Linked DNA regions of Mus musculus: all the other regions are linked to region 1. A link is a loop called in an ENCODE intact Hi-C map of the cell type or tissue named here. Cell type or tissue: gastrocnemius. All regions are shown on one strand.

Evidence for each region. A loop is a pair of places that touch in the nucleus more often than their neighbours do. Peaks named below come from ENCODE experiments on the same cell type or tissue, not always from the same donor. Only the 100,000 strongest peaks of a DNase experiment are listed, where the experiment ranks them.
Region 2: a loop joins it to region 1, with 5 times the contacts of the local background. A loop is called at or near these places in 22 of 42 quality-filtered maps.
Region 3: it touches region 1 in a loop (4-fold over the local background); 13 of 42 quality-filtered maps call a loop at or near these places.

Annotation. Positions count from the first base shown.
Region 1 is chr19:3,288,720-3,296,719 of GRCm38, forward strand. It overlaps Mrpl21 (mitochondrial ribosomal protein L21), which reads left to right. Exons shown (of 7, transcript NM_001347420.2): 6 at 265-368; 7 at 2,258-2,482. The coding sequence ends at 2,322. It overlaps Mir6984 (microRNA 6984), which reads left to right and starts at 201; the gene lies at 201-264. In gastrocnemius, a CTCF peak has its summit at 3,469 (motif pointing right); DNase peaks (open chromatin) are centred at 491 and 3,484.
Region 2 is chr19:3,446,064-3,454,063 of GRCm38, forward strand. No RefSeq gene overlaps it. Among named protein-coding and RNA genes, the nearest start is that of Gal, 36 kb to the left of the region's middle. In gastrocnemius, a CTCF peak has its summit at 5,352 (motif pointing left); DNase peaks (open chromatin) are centred at 3,346, 5,337 and 5,795.
Region 3 is chr19:3,352,186-3,360,185 of GRCm38, forward strand. It overlaps Cpt1a (carnitine palmitoyltransferase 1a, liver), which reads left to right. Exons shown (of 19, transcript NM_013495.2): 3 at 300-439; 4 at 4,132-4,303; 5 at 5,991-6,092. Among named protein-coding and RNA genes, the nearest start is that of Gm36532, 21 kb to the right of the region's middle. In gastrocnemius, a CTCF peak has its summit at 3,131 (motif pointing left); a DNase peak (open chromatin) is centred at 1,635; H3K4me3 peaks cover 328 bases; H3K27ac peaks cover 2,034 bases.

The DNA.
Region 1 (8,000 bases):
TCATTATGTTTTCTCACTGTTTTCAAAATGAATGACCCATATGTGGGGCACATAGCTATTGACCCTACACAGGAAGCAGAGGTAGGAGGGTCAGAGGTCAGTTTATTCCTTGGATGTAAAGAGAATTTAAGGTTGGTCTGGGCTGCATGAGACCCCACTGCAGAACCAGGAATTCTCTGGGGAGCTTCCGCAAGTTGTGCGTGAAACTGAAAGGCAATGAAGGAGGAGCACTGTCACAGTGTACTTTCTTTCCTGTCTTTCTAGAAAGGAGCTTGTACGAGTTGAAGCCACAGTCATTGAAAAGACAGAATCATGGCCCAAAATCAACATGAAATTTAGGAAAAGGAAAAACTTCAGGAAGAAAAAAAGTAAGTATGAGACAGTGTATTGGGGCCCTGTGCTCCCAGCACACCGTGGTTGTGCCCATGTTCCCTGCCAAGTAGCTGGGCAATGCCAGGGTGGTATTGTGCCAGCATTGTGCTGGATAAGGGCCCAGGATGACTCACACTGCCCCACTGCAACATGCAGGCCACATAGAGCTGTGAACCCAGCATGGCACCCACCTTGAGACACTGGGGGACAGCAGTGGCATATTAGATTGTCTTGGAAAACTGGAAGCAGCTCCCACATGTGCTGGGAATAGTTCACACTCTGCACAAGTCAGGCTGAGGTAGCAACAAGGCAGGCAGCCTCTGTTGTCAGCACATGTGTTTGTGCATATGACGTCACAGATAATTCAAAGGGAGACATGATTAGATGCTCAGGAACAGGTTCATGGCCTCTGCAGGAAGTGGGGGAGCCAGCTGTGCTCTTTGAAATCACTTGGTCAGACCAGGCAGTCCGCATCCTCCCTTCTGATGATGCTGCCTGCATTAGCCCTTTAGTAGGCCCCAGCAGTGTCATGGAAGTGCCAAATACAAATATCCTCTGAGTGGTCAGGCCGTGGCCAGCTGGCTGACTTTTAAGGAGGCTCATCAGGCTGGAACCTGAGGATGCTGAAAACGCCCTGGAGCCAGTGCAAGGAGAGAAGCTGGGGGAAGAGCCAGCTTAGGGGTATCTGGGGGTGAGGTCACAGTGCCTAGTACCCACAGGAGAAGGCTACAAGCTGGGCTTCAATGTCAGCTGGGAGGAGTGGGGTCATGAGGCTGCTGACCTGTGGACAGGGCAGGTGAAGTCTAAGGGTGACTTCTCAGGGCACTGCTTCCCTTTTCAGTGGTTGGTCTGGCTAGGCAAGAATCCCCTGTGGTGGTGGAAGCCATGGGTGGGCAGTGCCAGATGGTAAGTGTGGTGCCAAGGCTAGGTGGAGCATGGACGGTCGGAGGGAACACCAGTGTCCTTGCCCCTGAGTCGATCTCCCTTTCCTGAGGGAACACCTAATTACGAGGCCCTAATAGGTGTGGCCTGTTCCCTATTACCTGCTTTGTTCTGACATAGACATCTGACATCCTCAAAGCAGTAGGTGAGCCATGAACAGTGAGAGGGCCAGAGAATGCCAGTCAATCCCTGCAAAACAGAGGGGCCCTAGGGCAGGGTCCAGGACCACAAAATGGCTACAGAGCCTGACTCTGGGAGTGACATCGCAGCAGATAAGGCCAGGTCTAGTGCTCACACTGAGGAGGCTGAGGCAGGGTTCCCAGCCACCTGGACAGCAAAGCAAGATCCTGTCTCCAGCCAGGCCCAGGACGATTGGATGGCCTGGCAGGTGAAGACACCTGCTGACACCAGAACCCACAGAGTTGAAGGAAAGAACTAGTTTCTCCCGAGTTGTCCTCTGATAAGCACTTGCATGTGGACACACACAGACACACTGTGACAACTTGCATGCACACACAAAATAAATGCAAATTAAACAAATATTTTTAGTTGGCTCCCTCATATCCCCTCAAAAATAATAACAGCGGCAATTGTGAAGCAGTCCTGGACAGTGAGATGTAGTTTCACGTACCTACCCCAGTCAGTAGCCACAGTACCTAACCACAATCTGTGTTAAAGGGGAGCCTCCCCAATCCCTCACTCAGAGTGACTAGGCCCACCCCGCCTTGGAAGCCTTGGGGCCAGTGTGGTTGTGGGAGCAGACCCTGAACCTTAGGCCACTGAGGGTGGAGCCTATGCGGTGAGTGAGGCAGTCAGTCCACATCACAGAAACAGTAGGAAAAAGGGACCAGGCTGGCAGCCAGGCAGAATGCACTGACCTGAGCCCCGAGACTGCTGTCTGAAGGACATGAGACTGAGCCCGTGACAAGGTTCTCTCTTTCAGTCATTGTGAACCCTCAGACCATCCTCCGCATTAACACCATTGAGATTGCACCTCGTTTGCTGTGACTGCAGAGCCGATGTCTAAGAAGTTCTGAAATGTCTAATAAATTCACGTCTGTACTCAGGAAGCTGAGGCAGGAGGATCACAAGTTCCAGGCTAGGTTGGGCTACAAAGCAAGACCTTGTCTGACAATGAAAACAAATAAAGTATTTTTTAGGAGACTGAGCCTGTGACTTGCTGTTAAAGCCAGTTCGTGCTGCCTGGTAGGGTACATTAGCCGTCAGAATAAACATCACTCTGAGCCCTAGCAGCAAGCCTGCTGCTTGTACGGACTGGTGGTATTCCTGGCAGCTGTAGCAGGCAGAAAGGGGACCCACACCTGGGACAGAAGTGGGCAAGAGCTGGAGTGGGTTACCAGGACAGCTGCTGGGATTGGGCATGTGGTGACAGTGCACTTACTGCCCTAGCAAAGCCCTCAGAGGCTGAGTCAGAAGGATTCCCAAGTTCAAGGTCATCTTCACCTGCATAGTAAGCCCTGGGCTAACCTGAGCTCTCTGACCCTATCTCAGGATGAAGCAAGCTGCTCCAGGATGGAAAGCTGCAACTGGCCGGGAGATATCTGTGTGTCAGCTGCTTCCTTTAGCCTCCATGGTTCTATGACAGGGGTCACAGTACAGGGTCAGTGCTCCAGCAGCCCCCCAGGGGGTGGGGGGAGCACAGTGACAATAGGGCAGAGGGTGAGGCAGGAGTTCTGATCCTAGGAACGGTTTGGGGCTCAAGGGCTATGACCCTGTGAGTCAGGCCCACCTTGGGGGAAGACCACCAGGAAGGTCACACAGGCTCTAAGGATCAAGCCAGAAGCATGGAATCAGAGAGGAAGCACAGGCCATCCACAGGAACTGCCAGCCCTTTCCTGTGGCAGTAGCCTGTGACCAGTCATGTGACAGTTGTCCTACTTTTCCCTGCTGCCCCTAAGATGTGACCCTCACTTTCAAGTTTTTTGATTTTCAGGTTTTTTGAGATAGGGAGGTATCACTGTATTATTCCTCATAGCCCAGGGTGGCCTTGAACCTGAAGCAAACCCATCTCAACCTCAGTGCTGGGATTGCAAGTGTGTTCCACCACTTCCAGCTGCCCAACTCTGGAGGGCTTTTGGATTTGGGTGGGAGGCAGTTACCCAGCAGCCAGGTTCCCCTGCAGCTCCTTCTGTATGCAGTAGAGGGCAGCACCCCACTGGCCAGCTCTAGCCCTGTAGCCTAAAAGCAGGCTACTGGAGAGCAGGCCTCTTTCAAAGGCCCCAGCTGACTGTGACATGGCTCAGGTAGGAAGGTGGCAGACAGGCCTTGGGTGTGAAGTGCTCAACAACCCGCAACCTCTATCCAACCAATTAGTCTCTTCGTCTCTGTCTCCCTCTCCCCCTCCCCATGTCTCCCCCTCCCTCTCCCTCTCTCTCTGTTAGACACAGACCCCTCTGGGTATTTATGCCTCAGTGCATGCCAAAGAGAGCAATTCTCAGAAGTCGGGCCTACTTTGCACCTCGTTTAAGACAGTTTCTTCACCACTGCGTAAGCCAGGCCAGCTGACCACGGGGCTTGCAGAGACTCCTCTGTCTCTACCTCGCATCTCCTGTAGGTGTATTGGGATTGAACACGTGACTCATACATGAGTCTGGGGATCTGAACTCAGGTCTCCAGGCTTGTGCAGCAGTGCTTTACCCACGGAGCCACCCCCAACCCAACTTCTTGTATTATTTGTTGTTTGTCTGTGTGTATGTCTGCATAGGAGGACAGAGATGTTACGTATCTCCTAGAGCAGTTATGTCTGCCTGACATGGTACTGGGAATGAACTCCAGTCCTCTACAAGAACAATGTGTGCTCTTTCTTAACCAGCAAACCTTCTCTCCAACCCAGTGTCTAACAAATTTCTCTTGCGGTTCATAGCTCATGCTGGAATCCTGGACACCAACTCTCCCCCAACTTCCTGCTAGCTCAGCAGTGTCTCTGAGCCCATTGGTCTAGAATCTTTGACTGTGGCTTATATGTGTCTATACTTTCATTGTTTTGTGTTTAAGATGGTATGTGTCTCAGGCTGGCCTCAGAGTTAGTATGTAGCAGATAATGATCTAGACTGTCTGATCCTCCTGCCTCTGCTTCCAGACTGCTGGTATCACAGGTGCACATGCACACACTCACTTTGGCTTTATTCTTGTAGTGCTGGGGATGGAACCCAGAGTCACGTGTGCTAGGCAAGTGCTCTACCAACTCAGCTACATCCCCAGTACTATTTTTGTTTGTGGTTTTAAATTTTACTATTAGTGGATGTGTGTCCAAGATGGAACAGAAGTGTCTGAGTTCAAGTGGCAAGTCCCCATCTCACCAGCTTGTTTGTCTAAGATAACCTCTTACAGACTGGTGAGATGGTTCAGCAGGTAATGGCTTGCTGCCATGCCTGATAACCTGAGTTAACACATAGAACTGATGCCTGAAAATTGTCCTCTGACCTCCAAACAAAAGTTCAGTGTAATTTAAAGATTTAATTTACTTGTTGTAAAAGTAACTTGTATTTGCCTGTTGTAATTGTTGTCTTCATGGCTTTCTGTCTCCATCTGCTGACTTAGTCCTAGAATTTTCTTGACTCTATAATCTCACCGAGGCCTAGAGTGTTTTCAGCCTCTGAGACTTGCTGCTGAATAAGCTCATCCTTTCTAGTTCTTTCTGAACTCAGGCTGGTTCAACTCAGCTGCTCTGGCTCAAACGCGTCTCAAAGCTAACTGATTCAATCTGGCCTGTCTCGTTGGCTATTCTGTCAAATCTTTTTCTGATTCATCACTTTGTCTGCTACTCAATTAGAAGCCACTTTCAAACATGGGTGCTTCCTTCTACAAACTAACTTTACCTTCATTGTTTGGGATTAAAGGTGTGTGCTAAGGGCCTATGTACTTAATCCAGCCAGAGGGATTAAAGGTGTGAGCTAAGAACCGAGCCACACTATAACTGGAAACAGATTTTTCAGTAAATAACCCAATCGTGGGGTTCACAGTGTGATCATATATCCTGCAACACCTTATTTATTTGTATGTGTGAGTTTATCTGGACCATTTGTGTGCTGCTGTCTACAGAGACCGGAGAGGCCAATGAGTCCTCTGAGCCTAGAGTTATAGGAAGTTGTGAGTTGCCCTGTGAATGTAACACTGGCTGTCCTGGAAGTCATTCTGTAAACCAGTTTGGCCTTGAACTCACATAGATCTACCTGCCTCTGCCTCCCAAGTACTAGTATTAACGACGTAAGCCCCTGTCACCTGGCAAGAAATAAACGCTCTTAACTCCTTATCTGCTAAGCTCTCGCTAGGCAAATATAAATTTTTTTGAGCTAATCATTTGCTAATTTTATTTTTTTTTCACTTTTAATTTTAATTGGGTATTTATTTCATTTACATTTCCAATGCTATCCCAAAAGTCCCCCACACGCTCCCCCACCTACTCCCCTACCCACCCACTCCCACTTCTTGGCCCTGACATTCCCCTGTACTGAGGCATATAAAGTTTGCAAGACCAATGGGCCTCTCTTTCCACTGATGGCCGACAAGGCCATCTTCTGATTCATATGCAGCTAGAGACAGGAGCTCCAGGCGGGTATTGGTTAGTTCATATTGTTGTTCCACCTATAGGGTTGCAGATCCCTTCAGCTCCTTGGGTACTTTCTCTAGCTCCTCCATTGGGGGCCCTGTGATCCATCCAATAGCTGACTGTGAGCATCCACTTCTGTGTTTGCCAGGCCCCGGCATAGTCTCACAAGAGACAGCCATATCTGGGTCCTTTCAGCAAAATCTTGCTAGTGTATGCAATGGTGTCAGCATTTGGAAGCTGATTATGGGACGGATCTCCGGATATGGCAGTCTCTAGATGGTCAATCCTTTCGTCTCAGCTCCAAACTTTGTCTCTGTAACTCCTTCCATGGGTGTTTTGTTCCCAATTCTAAGGGGCAAAGTGTCCACACTTTGGTCTTCGTTCTTCTTGAGTTTCATGCGTTTAGCAAATTGTATCTTATATCTTGGGTATTCTAAATTTCTGGGCTAATATCCACTTATCAGTGAGTACATATTGTGCGAGTTCTTTTGTGATTGGGTTACTTCACTCAGGATGATGCCCTCCAGGTCTGCTCCACTATGTTCATAGCAGCCTTATTTATAATAGCCAGAAGCTGGAAAGAACCCAGATGCCCCTCAACAGAGGAATGGATACAGAAAATGTGGTATATTTACACAATGGAGTATTACTCAGCTATTAAAAAGAATGAATTTATGAAATTCCTAGGCAAATGGATGGACCTGGAGGGTCTGTCCCAGATATCTCAGGACTTCAAGTTTCCCTTTGCACACAACTCTGGGGACCAGAGCTCACAACAGCAGCTGCTGTGCCTTCTCCTCCAGTGTGTCCACACCCCAAACCCACAGCAACTCCCCAAGATAACAGGTGAACATTCGGAAGGTGTGGTGCCCTTTGACCCACATCCGGGTCAGCCACCGCCCTGCCGCTTGATGGTTCAGCAGCTCCAAGTGCAGAACTGGGAGACAGTGCAGAGGCAGAGCTGCCTGAGGGCTAGTGGTATGTCACCTTCCTTTTCTTCCAGACGATGGCTTCAGGGAGACTGTTCTCCCGAGGAGGGGGTTGGTCCTGGAGATCCAAGAGCCCAAGGTGCTGGTGAATGCTAATGGCTGGCAGCATCTTACCTCATTGTCTTAGGAAATGATTTCTGAGCAAGGATCATTGGGTTCTAAAGTAAAAGCATGGGGCAAGCAGATGGCTTAGTCAGTGCCCTGCTTGACTCATAGCCATGGGGATTTGAGTTTGAATCCCCATTACCTACATAAAACAGCAGGTGTGGACCGCCGGGCAGCTCAGCAGGTAAAGGTATCGACAACCTAAGTCTTATCCCAGGACCCACGGAGTAGAAAAAGAAAACTGATTTCCCCAAGTTGTTTTCCTACCTCCACAAGCATGCTTTGCCACACATGTGTCCAAGACATGTACACACACACACAAATAAGTAAATGTGATTTTTAAAGCTTGGCATGACAATACATCAGCAATATGACTGCTGATATAATGCAGAGGTGAGAGGACCCCTAGGGTTCACAGCCTATCTGGCTGAGTTTGTGTGTTCCAAATACAGTGAGAGACCTTATATTAAAAAAAAAAAAAAAAGCAAGCTAGAGAGCTGAACGTGGTGATGCATGTCTTTAACCCCAGCACTCAGAAGGCAGAGACATTCAGATCTCTGAGTTCAAGACCAACCTGGCCTACATAGCTCCTAGTGAGCCTTCTAGCTAGTGAGACCCTGTCCTAAAAGGTAGGAGAACCAGGGCAGAAGCAGAAAGCCAGGCTTGGGGGCACCCACTTTTAATACCAGCACTTGTGGTGCAGAGGCAGGCAGATCCTTGGAATTTGAAGCCAGTCAAAGTATGTAACTTGTCTCAAACAACCCCCCACCCCACCCCAAAAAAACCCACAGGGAATGACTCAGTAACACTGGCTGCACAATGCTGAAAACCTGGGTTCAAGCCCTGGAACCCACAAAAGGTAGAAGGAAAAAACTGATTCTATTGTTTCGTCCAGCCTCCACACCAGTGTGTGGCACATGCAAGCCTACATGAACATGCACATACATATACCACAAATACACAGAGCACACACAGAATAAAAATCCCACTGTGTTGAACCACCATGCATACCAAGAGACAAC
Region 2 (8,000 bases), 160 kb after region 1:
TCTTTATAGTCCTGGCTGTCCTGGAACTCACTCTGTAGACCAGGCTGGCCTCGAACTCAGAAATCCGCCTGCCTCTGCCTCCTGAGTGCTGGGATTAAAGGTTTACGCCACCACGCCCAGCTTCTCTCTATTCTTGATGGTGGACATGACCAGCTGCCTCAAGGTTCAGGCCTCCTTGACTTCCCCGACATTACGGACTGTATAGCCCAGGATTGCAGAGCTGAGAAAACCCTACTTGTCTCTTAAAGTTGTTTTTTGTCAGAATATTTTGTCATGGCATCAGGGAACACATTTAGGACAGAGCCTAAGATAGCCCAAGATTATGTGTCTCTGACTTGCAACATTCTAACCCTCCATAATCACAGAAGCACTTTTAAATTGTATTTTTAAGAAGTTTAATGGACTTTAATTTTAGAAAACCTACATGACATTTCTGTCGTAAATCAGTGCCTCCATTCCAAGTAAGCCGCAGTCATAATAAAAGAACTCAAGGTGACCCAGTCCCCTTTGTCTGAAGTCCTTCTGTGTGGCTAGCAAGTTGCATCCAGGTGACTGGAGAGAGACTCAAAGTAACTGGCTCATTTGCTACACCGAAGACTGGGGATTCCCACATGGCATGGGGGCACACACCTTTAACCCCAGCACTCCAAAGGCAGAGGCAGAGGCAGAGGCAGAGGCAGAGGCAGAGGCAGAGGCAGAGGCAGAGGCAGAGGCAGAGGCAGAGGCAGAGGCAGAGGCAGAGGCAGAGGCAGGTGGATATCTGGGTTCCAGGACAGCCTGGTCTACAGAGCAAGTTCTAGGACAACTAAGGCTACACAGAGAAACCCAGTCTTGAAAGGTAAAACCAAACCAAACCACCACCATCACCACCACCAAAAGACTGAAGATTCCATGAAATGCTTCCCAACTTGAGCAGGTGGTTTCCTGCCATACAAATGTCCTCCCTGGTTCAATCTGGACCACTAAAGGGACAGAAAGTACAGAGGGTATTTTCTTCTGCTTCTTAGTGTTGATTTGACTTCTATTTCTGTGTCTCTGTGCATGCCTGCCCATTGGAGTGTGCACCATAAGCATGGACTATAGAGGGTAGCAGAACTCTGGTGTTCTGCTGGTGTTAGGCAGCAACTGTGAACCACCCAGCTGGGTGCTGGGAACATAAATCAGGTCAACTGCAGGAGCAACAAGTGCCCTTAACCCTCACGCAATCTCTCCAGCTCCAGTCACAGACGTCATGAGCAGTTGATGAGCTCTGTGGCACCTTAAGCAGAGGAGTGGCCTTTTGTTCTCCCTGAAAACTTCAGTTCACATTTTCATCCTCTTTGATGGGTCTTCAGGAAGATTGTGGATCATGGTTTGGAAGTTTCTGGAACTGATGGCTTCCTGAGGGCATCCAGGTAACAGACAGGTGTGTGTGTGTGTGAGTGTCCCAGTGCATGCAGGTATCTGAGGAGGCCAGAAGAGGGCGCTGATGATGGCTTCCTGAGGGCATCCAGGTAACAGACGTGTGTGTGTGTGTGTGTGTGTGTGTGTGTGTGTGTGTGTGTGTGTGTGTGTGTGTCCCAGTGCATGCAGGTATCTGAGGAGGCCAGAAGAGGGCGCTGAGTCCCCTGAAGCTTGAGCACTAGGTATAATGAGCTTCCTGACTGGGTGGTAGGAATTGAATTCATGTCCTTTGCAGCATTTATCTCTTAGCTGCTGAGCCATCCTTCTAGCTCCTGCAACAACTCTTTCTTTCTTTCTTTCTTTTTTAAAAGATTTATTTATTTTTATTTATATGAGTACACTGTAGCTGTCTTCAGACACACCAGAAGAGTGCATCGGATCCCATTACAGATGGTTGTGAGCCACCATATGGTTTCTGGGAATTGAACTCAGGACCTCTGTAAGAGCAGTCAGTGCTCTTAACCAACTGAGCCATCGCTCTAGCCCCCTGCATCAACTCTTAAGAGTACATTGTCCTGATTATTTTATTTTATTTTTTTGTCAGCTTGACCCAAACTTGTGACACCTGTGAAGAGAAGACCTCACCTAAGAAACAGTTTCCATCAAAAATGGCCTGTGATCCTGTCTGTAGGCATTTTTCAATTGTTGATTGATGGGGAAGGGCTTAGCTCTACCCACAATGGTATAAGGAAGCAAGTCGTGGAGAGCAAGCCAGTAAGTTGTGTTTCTCCATGACTTCTGCTGTGGTTTCTGTGTTGATATCCTGCCCTGACTCCCTTCAACGATAGACCATTTTCCAGAAGTGTAAAATGAAACAAAGCCTTTCTTCCATGAGTTGCCTGGGTCAGTGCTTCATCACAGAAGAGAGGCCATGCATTAGGTCAATTTAGGGGCAGCTTAGAATGCTTTTTCTACCCAAAGTCAGAGGTTGGACTCAAATATCATTACTTTGACCAAAAATCTACAGACTAAAAAGAATTAAAGAAAAATAAGGGACTGGGGAAATGCCTCAGTTGCTTAAATACCTATCTCAGCATAAAGATCTGACTCTAATCCCAGCCCCCACATAAGAGCCTGCTGTGGCTGCACATGGCTGTCCAGCCAGTGCAGGAGAGGGGCCTGCAAAAAAAAAAAAAAAAAGAAAGAAAGAAAGAAAGAAAGAAAGAAAGAAAAGAAGAAAAAAAAGAAAAAAGGAGGACCTCCAGCTCACTACCCAGTCAGACAAACCAGCAAGGGCTAGGCTCAAAGGCTCCATCTCAAAAATACAATGGAAAATGATAAAGATACCCAGTATCGCTTCTGGCCTCAAAATGCACATGTGGGCACGTATGCATATACACTACACACTGAAAAGAGTTTTAAAAAGAAAATTAAAAAATATAGGGGCTGTCAAGATGGCTCAGTGGTTAAGAGCTGCTCATACAAAGAACCTGGGTGTTTGATTCCCAGCACATACATTGGATGACTCACAAGTCCAGCTTCAGGGGGGCCACCACCTTCTTCTGGCCTCTGTAGATACTTAGGCACATAATTTAAAACTATAATAAAATATTTTTACAGAATTGAAATGTTTGATCTTAAGAATCTAAGGAAACAGACTAATATTTCACTGGAACACCATCTAACTTCAGTACAAGCCTGGTCTTAAGAATCTAAGAAAACAAACTAATATTTCACTGGAACACTATCTGACTTCAGTACAAGCCAGAGAAATATGGCCAAGGCACGAGAGCATAAACTGGATCACAATCCCTCACTTGTACCTGTTTTGTGAGAATCAAGGTACACGCCCTAAGTCCTTATGCACAGGCCTTGGTGGCTCCCTGCCAGGAAAAAGAGGTGAACATAAACAAAGAGATAACCGAAAAAAACAAAACAAAACAAAAAGGAAACCAGCCCTAAGCAGCATAGGAGAGGCAGGAATCTATCAGCTTGGCGCTATGCCTCTGGCACACCTCTAAAGGAAGTGCCTGGGTGCATGGCCACAGCTGAAGTCCATGCCTCCTCAGCCAGGAAGCTCCAGCAAGACCAGGAAGTGCTAGGAAGCATGACCAAGGTTCTCCAGTGTACCAGCTACTCTCAGCCCTATCCTTGTGCTCTTCTGGGCCTATCTCACTTTCTACACCCTGGTGTGCAGGGCAGTGGGGTGCAGAGAATCTGAGAAGATGCTACAGGCATGGACACGAGCTATCCTTAGTGTCCTATTGACTGCCTGCCCAGCACACTGGTTCACTCAGGCCCAAAGCCCACTGCTTGGGGTTAGAACAAGGTCCACAGACACAGGATGAGAGAAAGCCTCGCTGCAGGGAGAAAGGATGGGGCAGAAAAGCTTCTTACCTTGTCAAAAGATCACTCAAGGAGGCTAAGATGCCTGCATATTTCTCCACAAGCTGAATGAGGCTTTTGAAAACCACTAATCTGGATCCTTCACTTCCCTTCTACCAAGGTACAAGAAATAGTGCAAGGTGCTTTTAACATAGCCTTGCTCCTGGGCCAGCATTTCCTAGCTAGCCAGCCCCTGACATCTGTAAAGGCTTCAGATTGCAGACCCAGCCACTGGACACTGAGAAAGGACAGGGAGCACAGTTCAGTGGTGGAGCACTTAACGTACATCGCCCTGGGCTTGATTCCCAGTTACAGACAAGTTCTCCTCCCCCGCCTCCCTCCCTCCCTCTCTCTCTCCCTCCATGAGAGTTTTGCCTGCATGCATGATTGTGAACCATGTGCATGTCTTGCGTTTGTAGAGGTCAGGAGAACAGTGCTGAGTCCCCTGGCACTGGAGTTAGGGAGGGTTGTGAGCTGGGTACTAGGAATTGAAGCTGGGTCCCCCTCAAGAGCAAGTGCCCTTAACCACTGAGCCACCTCTCTATCCCCACTTGTGTGTGTGTTGTCTTTCGTACCCTGATGCTCTGCTGAGTTTACCTACTACTTCTAGAAGCTTTGTATGGGTGTTAGGGTTTTCTGTATACAAACCATAACATCTGCAAACAGGTGATTTAATAGGCTGTCTTAACAGGACTCCCCAGCTACTGTCTCCTCAAGTTTTTTTTTTTTTGTTTTGTTTTGTTCTGTTTTTTTCTGAGACAGGGTTTCTCTTGTGTAGCCCTGGCTGTCCTGGAACTCACTCTGTAGACCAGGCTGGCCTCGAACTCAGAAATCCCCCTGCCTCTGCCTCCCACCACCGCCCGGCCTCCTACAAGTTTTGAGCACCTGATCTGATGATCTTTTATTTTCTCTTTATTCCCTTACCTTGGCTTGCTGTATACTTACTAAAAATTAATCAAAACCAAAACTAGTTGTTCTCCAGCATGTGTTTGCATGCGTACTCAGGAGGTCTGAGGTTGATGTCAAGGGTCTTGTTCACTCTTGCATCTTACCCATTAGGAAGGGTCTCAGTTAAATCCAGGGTTCACTGATCTGACCCTTCTAGCTAGTCAGCTTGGAGAGTCCACCTCTGACCTACAAGGCACGCTGTCACACCTGTCTGGCATCTGTATGACTTCCGAGGATCTGAACACTGGCTTTCTTGCTTGTATGGCAAGTGCTTTACCCACTGAGGTCTCCTGCTCCCCATTCTTCCTTTGATGCTTGATGCCTTTGGTTTTTCTTGTCCAATTGCTCTGATGAGAATGTTCAATACTGTGTGTAATAGAAGTACTAGCTGTGTTTCTGACACGGCAAACTTAAGAGGTTTTCACCACTGAGTACAATGTGGGTTGAACTCTCACTATGTACACAGGCCAGCCTTGAACTGGAGAGCTTCCTGACTATGGCTCTTCTGTTTGCTCGGAAACTACAGGTGTCTGGGGAGATGCTCCAAAGTGCTCCAGCAGCTTTTTATATGGTTAGCATTTGACAACAAAGAACAGGCGCAGACAGAACACCAGTGTATGGCGCCCTCTAGTGTTACAGTTCTTGTGCAGGTCCAGGGGGATTCATTGATTCTCCGTATTTGGTACAAACCTAGACACTGGAATTGCTCAGCCCTTGCTTGACAGCGGCTTGTTGGTTCTAAAGGCTTGACAACTTTTCCATATTCCTCCAGCAACTAGGGCCTGCAGTTCTCCTTCTGTGGCTTTCCCAGCTTCCTATCTTTCAGCCTGGACTATTCAGCTTTTCTCTACTTTTTCTCTCTTTTCTTGTTCTTGTCCTGGAGACTCATTTGATCACTGGTTCCTCAGCAGTTAAGCAAGTGGCCTCCTTGCTACCCTTTAGCTTTGGCCTGTCAACTCAACTGCTGTGGCTGTCACTGCTCTGTTGTGCTGGCAGTCAAGCCCTTCCTTCCCACGAGCAGGAGATGAGATCTCGAGAGAGCCGGTGTTGGGCAGGTGTTTCCAGCTCACCAAGGGAGTCAAGCACCTGCTACACAGCACAGCACCTGCTACACAGCGGCCATCTGTTGCAACCACAGCTTTGTCTCTTTAACAGCAGTTCTCTGGCTAGACCCCAGAGGAAGTGTAGATTCTGCCTCAGATGGAAATGATCACAGGACCATTTAGAGATCGCCAACGATTGTATTGACACAAAGTTCAGCATAGGTAAGAGTGGCAAATGTTATCAGCTCCAACGCCCGTTACTGCCAAGCCTCCTGCTGTGGTTGAGCCAGGTGTGTCCTCTAAAAGTCATTTTTGAGTTGAATCCCCACTGAGGGGGAAGTGGAGGGGCTTGATTTGACTTTAGTGTCTAAGGATGAAGCCTGGTGTGTGTGTGTGTGTGTGTGTGTGTGAGTGAGAGAGAGAGAGAGAGAGAGAGAGAGAGAGAGAGAGAGAGAGAGAGAGATTAAGATCTGATGATGTGACAAGGGTGCAGCCCCATTAGCTGAGGAGGCCAGAAAAGGACACATACACGTGTTCTTTCCCCCCCCCCCCCCACGGGATGCCTGGGGCTGTTAGGACTCTTGCAGTCATAACCTTGGACCAGAATCACAGCCAAGATAAACCTCAGTAGAACTTACGGTCTGCAGCATTGCTAATGGCAGCAGAAAATGAAAGAACACCTCCTTGCGAGTTCTTATTTATAGTACCATAAAATGGTCTGCCCCATTGCTTTGCAGAAAGGTAGACCTGCACATGCTAGGTCTCCATTTACACTACACTTTGAGGTTCAGGCATACTACCCATCACAGTTCATTCCTGGGGGTTCGGGGGGGGGGGGAAGAACTCCAGTATGTGACTGCACTGTCATTTGCCTGTTTTCTTGTCACTGGATAGTTATCTCAGTAAAGTTACAATAAATTTCTCTGGACAAATATTTTGTGGGCATGTTGTCATGTGAGCATCTAAGCTGTGGAATTATAAGGCAGTTTGCTGGCATAATTAAGAAATCACCTCCACAACAGCCAGAACAAATGCTCAGCAACTTTCCAAATGGGTGCATCATTTGCAGTAGTGACAGCAGAGGTCCCAATGCTTCATGCTGTCACCAGCACCTGAATTTCTCTGTATAGCCCTGGCTGTCCTGGAACTCACTTTGTAGACCAGGCTGGCCTCAAACTCAGAGGTCTCCCTGCTTCTGCCTCCCAAGTGCGGGGAATAAAGGCGTGTGTTACCACACAATTCCTGTTTGCCCTCATGTGTTCCCGTGTGTGCCTGAGCTGCTTCTTGACAGGTAATTCTATGTGCATCAGTGCGTTGCCCATGTGCCTACAGTGCCCACAGAGATGAGGGTGCTGGACAGTCTCTGGAACCTGAGTTACACATAGATGGTTGTGAGTGGCCTGAAGAGGTTGGAATTGAATCTGGGTCCTCATCAAGAGCAGTCTTGTCCAGTTTTACTTGCCTGTTCAAGTGGTGTACCAAGCCTGGCACATGGGCTGTAGTAGACCCCAACACAGGACAATTAAACCATCCTACTTTACAAATATGGACCAGCAGGATGAGTAAATGCAGCAAAAGGCCAATAGGAAGCAGGAGCACAGCTCTGGTAGTGCCTTCCCCATTATCAGGAACCACCCGCCTTTTGGTGCCGAGGAGCAAAAAGACAAGCAGAGAACCATCCTGCCCAAAGTGAGCTGGGATTCTCAGAAGCCCATGATCTTGCTCATGGTGAACCATGGGAGATGCCTGTGGGAGACACCTGCAGAATCCAGGAGAAACATGAAGTCATGTGTGTGACGGGCAGAGTACAGGCCTTGCTAGGGCAGCAACAAGGGGGGGGGGGGACGACGACGACACACATTCTCAATGCAAATAGAGATGACATGCCACAATTTCTACTGCTGCTTTTGAGGTGGTCTCCCGGCCAGCAAGAAGGCTCAGCAGGTGATGGGGCTTGCCCATCAACTTGAATCCAATACCTTAGACCAATGGTTCTCAATCAGTGGGTCATGACCTCTTTGGGGTTGAGCAACCCTTTCACGGGGGTTATATATCAGCTATCCTGCTTATCAGATTACAACTGCAATTTGTAACAGTAGCAAAATTAGTTATGAATTAGCAACAAAAATAACTTTATGGCTAGGGGGTCACCACAACATGAAGAACTGTATTAAAAGTTCGCAGCATTAGGAAGAGAACCAATTCCCCCAAGCTGTGAGTTCTACAACATGCATGGTGGCA
Region 3 (8,000 bases), 63 kb after region 1:
ACCTGTATGGTAAGTCAGGCCTGGCTGTTTTACCAACCTGGAGTCCCTTTCTTGGAGAATCTTCCAAGATGCATTTGGGCTCAGAAGTCAGGGGAGAGAATAGACTGTGTAAAGAAAGGTAAGGCAGTTGTGACTCCAGGCAGAGACACAGCTACTGGGCTTTGGTCTTTGGTGGCCTGCATATATGGCACCTTCTCCCTGCTGCCTGATGTCCCAACTGCCTGTTGCCACAGGGCTGCTGACAGGTAGTGATGGTGACCTCGGGGAGGATGCAGCTCACAGCTCACATGTCTTTCCAGAATGGCATCATCACTGGTGTGTTCCCCGCGAGTCCCTCCAGCTGGCTTATCGTGGTGGTGGGTGTGATATCATCCATGCATACCAAAGTGGACCCCTCCCTGGGCATGATTGCAAAGATCAATCGGACCCTAGACACCACGTGAGTAACCCACCTCCACCCTCTGCATCTTGAAGAAGATGGTGGTACCTCTGTTGACTGTCCTCGCTCTGAAATGTCTGAGTACAACTATGCTATCGCTGTTTTTCCGCATGCTCTTTGCCCTCCTGACCTGCTATTGAAAGTCTGCAGACACTGCCACCCTTCTTCTGAAGACTAGGCTAAGAGTGGCAGAGGCACGGGGACCTGCCTTCCAGGTGTCTGTCTCCTGAGGTCAAGATGGAGACAGTGATGACCTCAGAGGGCATCTCTGCCCCAGAAGATGGCTCCAAGTGTGGCTGTTGCCCTGGAGTTGGTCCATCCAGTGATCTGGTCCTCTGAACTTACTGCCGGTCATTGCTTAGGGACAACTCAGCCCTTGGCCCCTTCACAGTGGCTTAGATGCCTGCAGGGAAGTGCGTTACTCCTTGGCTTTGAGTTTTAGTTTATTCTGGGAACTTAAAAAAGTAGATGTCATCCTGTCTAGGGACAAATCCTGGCCATCTTCTGGTTTTTCTTTTTCTTTTCTTTTCTTTTCTTTTCTTTTCTTTTCTTTTCTCTTCTCTTCTCTTCTGTTCTCTTTCTTTCTTTCTTCCTTTCTTTCTTTCTTTCTTTCTTTCTTTCTTTCTCCCTTCCTTTCTTCCTTCCTTCCTTCCTTCCTTCCTTTTTTTTTTTTTGAGACAGGGTCTCACCGTATAGCTCCAGCTGTTCTGGCCTAGAACTCAGGGATCTTATCTCTGTCTGTCTCTGTCTGTCTGTCTGTCTCTCTCTCTCTCTCTCTCTCTCTCTCTCTCTCTCTCTCTCTCTCTCCTGGTTGTTCAGCTGTAGATACTGTATGCTAGGAAGGATTGCACAAGCAAACAGATGAGAGAGTGGCCCCAGGGAACACTCACAGCTGGAGGAGTTGGTTTCTGCTGACTCAGAGCAACTAGCAGATTTAACCCAGCAGTGTGGCATGTTTAAGACAGCTTGAATAGGTGCTCGGGAATCCTGGAGGTCAGTCTTTAATGGGTCTGCATGCCCTGCCTTCTGATTGAGACACCCAGGAGTGACTGAGAAGCCAGCCAGCTCCTCAGCCTCCAGCCCTCCTGGCAGCATTGGTCATTCCTTTGTAAGCAACTGTAGGAAACAAGATAAAAATGCCTGTCCAGGCATCCTGCCAAGGGTCCTGTCTGCCTGGGGCCTGGAACATCGAGCTGGGGCTAGGTTCTCAGAAGCAGCTGGCAGAGCTGGTCACTAAAGACTGGACCTGTGCTGTCCTGAGAGGTGAGGAAAGTCCTGTGAACGCTCACCCTGCTTCCCTGAGTGTTGAGCTGGCTGCCAGGCCCAAGGCAGCTGTGAGGCCAACAGCCAAGCTTTGCTCTTACATGGGCTGTGTGTCTCAAAGCCGGATTGCACACAGCCACGCCAGCTACTAAAACCTTGCTTAATCTCAGTCTTTATACGATTTGTTTCTTTGTCCCTTAGACTCTATTTTCGTAAACTGGGTCATGTCTGGCTCAAATTTAGAAAGGTCAGGTGAAGGCTCAGAGACTTGCAGCCTGAGGGGCTGTTCTGGAAGCATCTTTCCAGTGTGGGTGGAGTGCCTGTGTCTCCTAGGCTGCTTTGGTTTTGTTTGCTGAGATCTGAAAGGAAGGCCATAGAGGTTATCAGCACAGCTGAAAGTGAAATTACTTTTTTGTCCTTATTGGATTTTTTTTTTTTTTTTTGGTTTTTTGAGACAGGGTCTCTGTGTAGCCCTGGCTGTCCTGGAACTTGCTATGTTGCTATGTTGACCAACCTTGTCTCATGAACTCATAGAGATCTACTTGCCTCTACATGTGACACCATGCCCAGCTTGGATTTTTTCTTTAAATTTTATTCTGTGTGTATGTGTACTATACGTGTGCCTGGTGCCTTCAGAGGTCAGAAGAGGGCATCAGATCCCCTGAGACCAGAGTTTCAGATGAGTGTGAGCCACTGTGTATCTGTTCCCATCAGCTGCAGGAGGAAGCATCTTCCAATGACAGTTGTGCTAGGCACCCATCCTGTTCTTCTGGGAGGCGAGGCCTCCAGAGCATAGGTCTCTCACATGATGTTAATGTTTTCCAATATCAGAGCTCTGAAGGTTAGATATGCTACTACTTTGATCATTTGGGACCTCTTATGTTATGTTTTGCTTTTAGATTTATTTATTTTTATGTATTATGTGTTAGTCACATATTATGCATATATGTTTTTAAGAATTGTCTATTTATTTTAGTACACTATAGCTGTCCTCAGACACACCTGAAGAGAGCATCAGATTCCTTTACAGATGGTTGTGAGCCACCATGTGGTTGCTGGGAATTGAACTCAGGACCTCTGGAAGAGCAGTCAGTGCTCTTAACCTCTGAGCCATCTCTCCAGCCTCATATTATGCATATATTATGTATGTATGTGTGTATGTGTGTATGTATGTATGTATGTGCCTGCAGGCCAGAAGAGGGCACCAGATCTCATTATAGATCAGCCACCATTTGGTTGCTGGGAATTGAACTTAAGATAACTGGAAGAGCAGCCAGTGTGCTTAACCTCTGAGCCAGACTCGATCTCTTTTATTTGTTCCTTGACAATTGCATACACGTCAACAGGATACCTTGATTTAACCCATCCCAACTCTCCACTCAAACCTTTTTAAAAACCCGCTGAGTTCCCTTAGCGCCCCCTGCTGGAGGATCCCTGGTCGGCCAGCTGGCTTGGTCCACTTCTCAGTGAGTCTTGTCTGCAGCAGCCATGTTGTGTTCACATCTGGCTGCACCCTTTCCACCCCTTCTTCCATGATGTCCCCTGAGCCATGAAGGGGAAGGGCTAGTTTTTATTTTTGTCACTATTTTTCCTTTTCTAAAACAACTGAAATAACCCCTCAAATAGCAGCACTTTGTTTTGAGTTTTCTTTCATAGTCGGTGACTTTGATTTTTAACTATTTAAAAATCTTTTAAGTTTTTTAAAAGATTTATTTATTTTTATTTATGTGGGGATTTTTTGGCTTTGTTTTGTTCTGTTTTTGTGTTTGAGACAAGGTCTTATGTAGACCATGCTAGTCTTGAACTCACAGAGGTCTACCTGCCTCTGCCTCCAGCTTGCTGGGATATTTGAGTTTCTTATAAATAAAGACAGCATTTAAGGTTATATCTGAGGACTGGGGATATAACTCAGGGGTTGAGCCCCTGCCTAGAAAGCATGAAGCCCATAGTTCACCCCTGGGCACAGCAAAACCCAGCAAATGCTAGCAAAGTATGTTTGAGAGACTGGCAAAGCATTATAATCTGAAGAAAACGGGCCAGGATCCCTTTGAGCAGCAGTTGGCAGGTCCCACCCACTGGGAGCAGTTGCCATCGTGAGCAGCTCTCTGCCCCACAGGAGCCTCTCCACCATTCCTCCAGAGACTGGAAAAACTGTGTGTTGTTCAAGACTGCTCAGGTCGCTGGCCGGCCTCTTGATTCTTCCTTGGGCCTCCAGAGACAGGCCACTCTGCTGCACCCAGCCAAGGCTGGCCCATTTTGAGAGGAATAGAGACTGCCAGGGCGCTTGGAGAACTGGGGTCCCTCAGGCTTCTTCTGCAGCCTGCTCACTCCTGTCGCTGGGAGGGTGCTTGGTCAGCCCGCTTTCTGGTAGCTGCCATTACCACCTTCCATGCTGACGTCTTAGCTCCTTGTCTGCTCCATCCTCACAGTGGCCGCATGTCAAGCCAGACGAAGAACATCGTGAGTGGCGTCCTCTTTGGCACAGGGCTCTGGGTGGCGATCATCATGACTATGCGCTACTCGCTGAAGGTGCTGCTCTCCTACCATGGCTGGATGTTTGCAGAGCACGGCAAAATGAGCCGCAGCACCAGAATCTGGATGGTAACCACCCGTCACCCACCAGGGGACCCGCTCCGAGTCAGAGCAGGACCCTTGCCTCCTTAGACCTTTCCTCCTCTGTTCCTTGGTGTGTAACCTGTCCCCAGCCTCTGGCTATGGGAGAGCTATGGCTCATGACACTTGCATGGATGGAGCCAGGGCTGCTTTTGCTAATGGTTTCTGGGAGTTCTGCCATCTCTCTGTTCACCTCTGTGTGACCTGTGGTTCAGGCTGGATATTGAGCATAAGTACCACCCAGGAGGTCTTTGTAGCCTTAGGGGCCACTTTGCAGGCAGACACCAGACGGTTTTCTGAGTTGGTCAGATCACATGATTTACCCTAATCCGTCAGTGTTCTCTATTTCTTCGTGACCTTAAGGCCAAGGCACCATGTTTAAGAGAGAGAGAGGGTTATACCATATACATGTGTGTTTGTTAAATTATAACTGGTTGTGAAGGCTTTTGTTGTTGTTTAGTTTTGGTTTTTGAGATGGGGGCTCATGTCACCCTGGCTGGCCATTTCCTGACTGTAGCCAATGATGACCTTGAGTTTCTGGTTCTCCTGCACCACCATGCCTGATGTTTATGAGATGCCAGTGACCAAACCCAGAGCTTCATGCCTGGCTTACCCAGATGAGCCGTCTGCCCAGGGAAGGACATCCAAAGCCCCAACGAGCTGCTTTTATAAGCTTAGCTCTCTGGAGTAGGGGGAGGAGGATGACGGATCACTCCTGGGACCTCCCTCTTTGGCACTCAGACCCCAGCCTTTCCTTCCCACACACACCATTGTATGGCTGTCACATATCCCCCACCCACCCACCCACATATTGTCACCCCTCTTGGCTTCTGATTTTTATAAAGAAAAGGTCATTTTCTGCACCCAAGGTTTGTAAAGGATTTCAGTGAATCTGGTTCTGGTAACATTGCCTTTCAAATGCTTGTTACTGGAGCTCCTCCTTTGTGCATGGGAGGAGTAGGTCAGCTTGGCCTTGACTTGCGGGCCAGTGTGCCCCCATGCCCGCACTTGTGAACGTCTTCAAGGTCCCTTTGCTGCCCACCACGCACTCCTGGCCTCCATCTTTCACAAACCAGCTTCCACCTTATATATTAGTTTTTTAATGTCTAGAGTAGCAAAACTTAACCAACAGGCTTAACACAGTGTCCTCTAGGATGGCCCTGTGGCTGCTGTTGAGCTGAGTCCCAGCACTTCCTGAGCATCGCAAATGAGAATCACCGACTACACCTTGAACCCTTAGAGATGCCCTAGCTCCTGCCAGCAGGAGGCAGCTGCCTTCCATAGCTGGCCTGCAAAATCTTCCTACAGGCTGTGGGGGGAGCTCACTCTCTAGGCTGCTTGACCTGATGGGCAGGGACACACTGCTGCCCCTGGGGGTGGCTTGAGGGTCAGGCACCTCAGCTGATCCTACTCCCTATGTGCAGAGCGGGCACCAGCCTCAAATCAAGGACCTTCCAGGAGGAGGCAGACAGCCCTCCTGCAGAATCGGGAAGGACAGTAGGCAGCCACACCAGAAGACTTCTCTTTTCAGCTGAGCTCTCGGTGGGACCGGAGCCTGATGGTGTAGACCAGGGATGGCTCTGTCATAAAACACTCAGAGAGTCAAACGCAGTTGAACCCTGGCTTTGGTTCTTTAACACAGCCTCATCTTTGAAAACGTAACTTGTATCTCCAGGCTATGGTCAAGGTCTTCTCGGGTCGAAAGCCCATGTTGTACAGCTTCCAGACGTCTCTGCCGCGCCTGCCTGTCCCAGCTGTCAAAGATACCGTGAGCAGGGTAGGTATTATCCACACTCCTGCTGAGATGCCAGTGTCCTTGGGATCCATGTTTCTGCCTAATTGTGACTGTAAATTAAAGTTCTTAATCTTTGTTATTGCTCTGCAGTCTCTCCTGTAGGGTTATTATAAGAATGTTCCCCTGTCTCCCACCCCACAGAGTCCTTGCACTGGCTAGACAAGTGTTCTACCAGTGAGCTACATCCACAGCCCTTTGATATATATATATATATTGGATACAGGTCTTTCTAGTTAGCACACACTGGCCTTGAATCTTTTTTTGTTTGCTTGTTTGGTTGGGGCTTTTGTTTTGTTTTGTTTTTCTCGACAGGGTTTCTCCATGTAGCCTTGACTGTCCTGGACTGACTTTGTACACTGGGCTGTCCTAGAACTCCCAGAGATCCTCCTGCCTCTGCCTCCTAAGCACTGGTATTAAAGGCATGCGCAACCACTTCTGGTGAACATTTTAAGATCTACTCACCTTTTGCTTTATATGTGGGAGTGTTTGACTTTGTGTATGTATGTACACCATATGCTCGCAGTGCCTGAGGAGGCCAGAAGAGGGTGTTGGATTCCCTGGGACTGGGGTTACAGATGACTGTGAGCCTCCAAGTGAATGTTAGCGACAGAGCCTGGGTCCTCTGCAAGAGTAGCCAGTGTTCTTCCCTACCATCCATCCCTCAGCCCCATGACCTTGAACTCCTGATCTCTTGCTGTAGCCTCCTGATGGTAGACGAGTTTCACTATCCATGGCTTGATACTGTTTTCTCTAGAGCATTATTGCATCTGCAGTGTTTAAAGTGCTGTGTCCCACCTATTGGGGCATGATCACTTTTTTGTTTGTTTGTTTGGTTGGTTGGTTTTGTTTTGTTTTTTTGAGACAGGGTTTCTCTGTATTAGCCCTGGCTGTCCTGGAACTCACTTTGTAGACCAGGCTGGCCTCAAACTCAGAAATCTGCCTGCCTCTGCCTTCCGAGTGCTGGGATTAAAGGCGTGCACCACCACCACCCGGCTGCATGATTGCTTTTTAATGGTGTTACTGAGATGCAGTTTAGGACTGTATAGTGTCCTTGATTAATGTGCAGAGTTCAGTGATTTGAGTTTGTATCCATTATTTTAAACTGGAAAATACATACAAAGACCACATTTATTATTTTTTTTAAGGCTGGGCATGGTGGCACTAGCCACCTTTTAATCTTTTAATCTTAGCACCCAAAAGGCAAAGGAAGGCAGATCTCTTGTGAGTTCAGACCAGCCAGGGCTACACAGTGAAACACTTTCCAAAAAAAAGAAAAAAACAGAAGGAAGAAAATGGTTAAGGAGATGGCTCAGTCGGTAAAACGTTTGCCTGGCAAACATGAGAGCCTGCATTCTGCATTTGATTTGTCAGCACCCATACATGATAGCGACAGATTTGCAGCATACACTGGTAATCCCAGTACTGGGGAGTGGAGGCAGGGGGATGCCTGTGGCTCACTGCCCAGTAAGCCTAGCCTGACTGGTGAACTTCAGGCGGCTTCCAGGGAGGTGGATAGCCTGTGTCAGGCTGACTCCTGAGTGCCACCACACATGGGTTCATCTTTTCGCTCTGGCTCTCGGGCACGTGTGCACATACACAGAATTGTTTTAACTGTTTCCAAGTGTACGCCCAGCAGTGCAACTCTCTGTGCTTTAGGGTGTCAAGGAGTTGTGACCACCCTGGATTGTCAGGCTTTTTTATAGCCTTGGGCAGAAGCCACAAAACTCCCTGCCACAGGCCTGCCAGCTTCTGTTCCACTTTCTGTTTCTAGTTCTGCCTCGAGAGGGAGTATGGTAGGAATGGGATTATGTAATCTGTGACTTTTGTGAGGGGTTCCCCCTACTAGCGTTTATTTTTCTTTGAGTCAGGATCTTAACCGAAGCTAGCCTC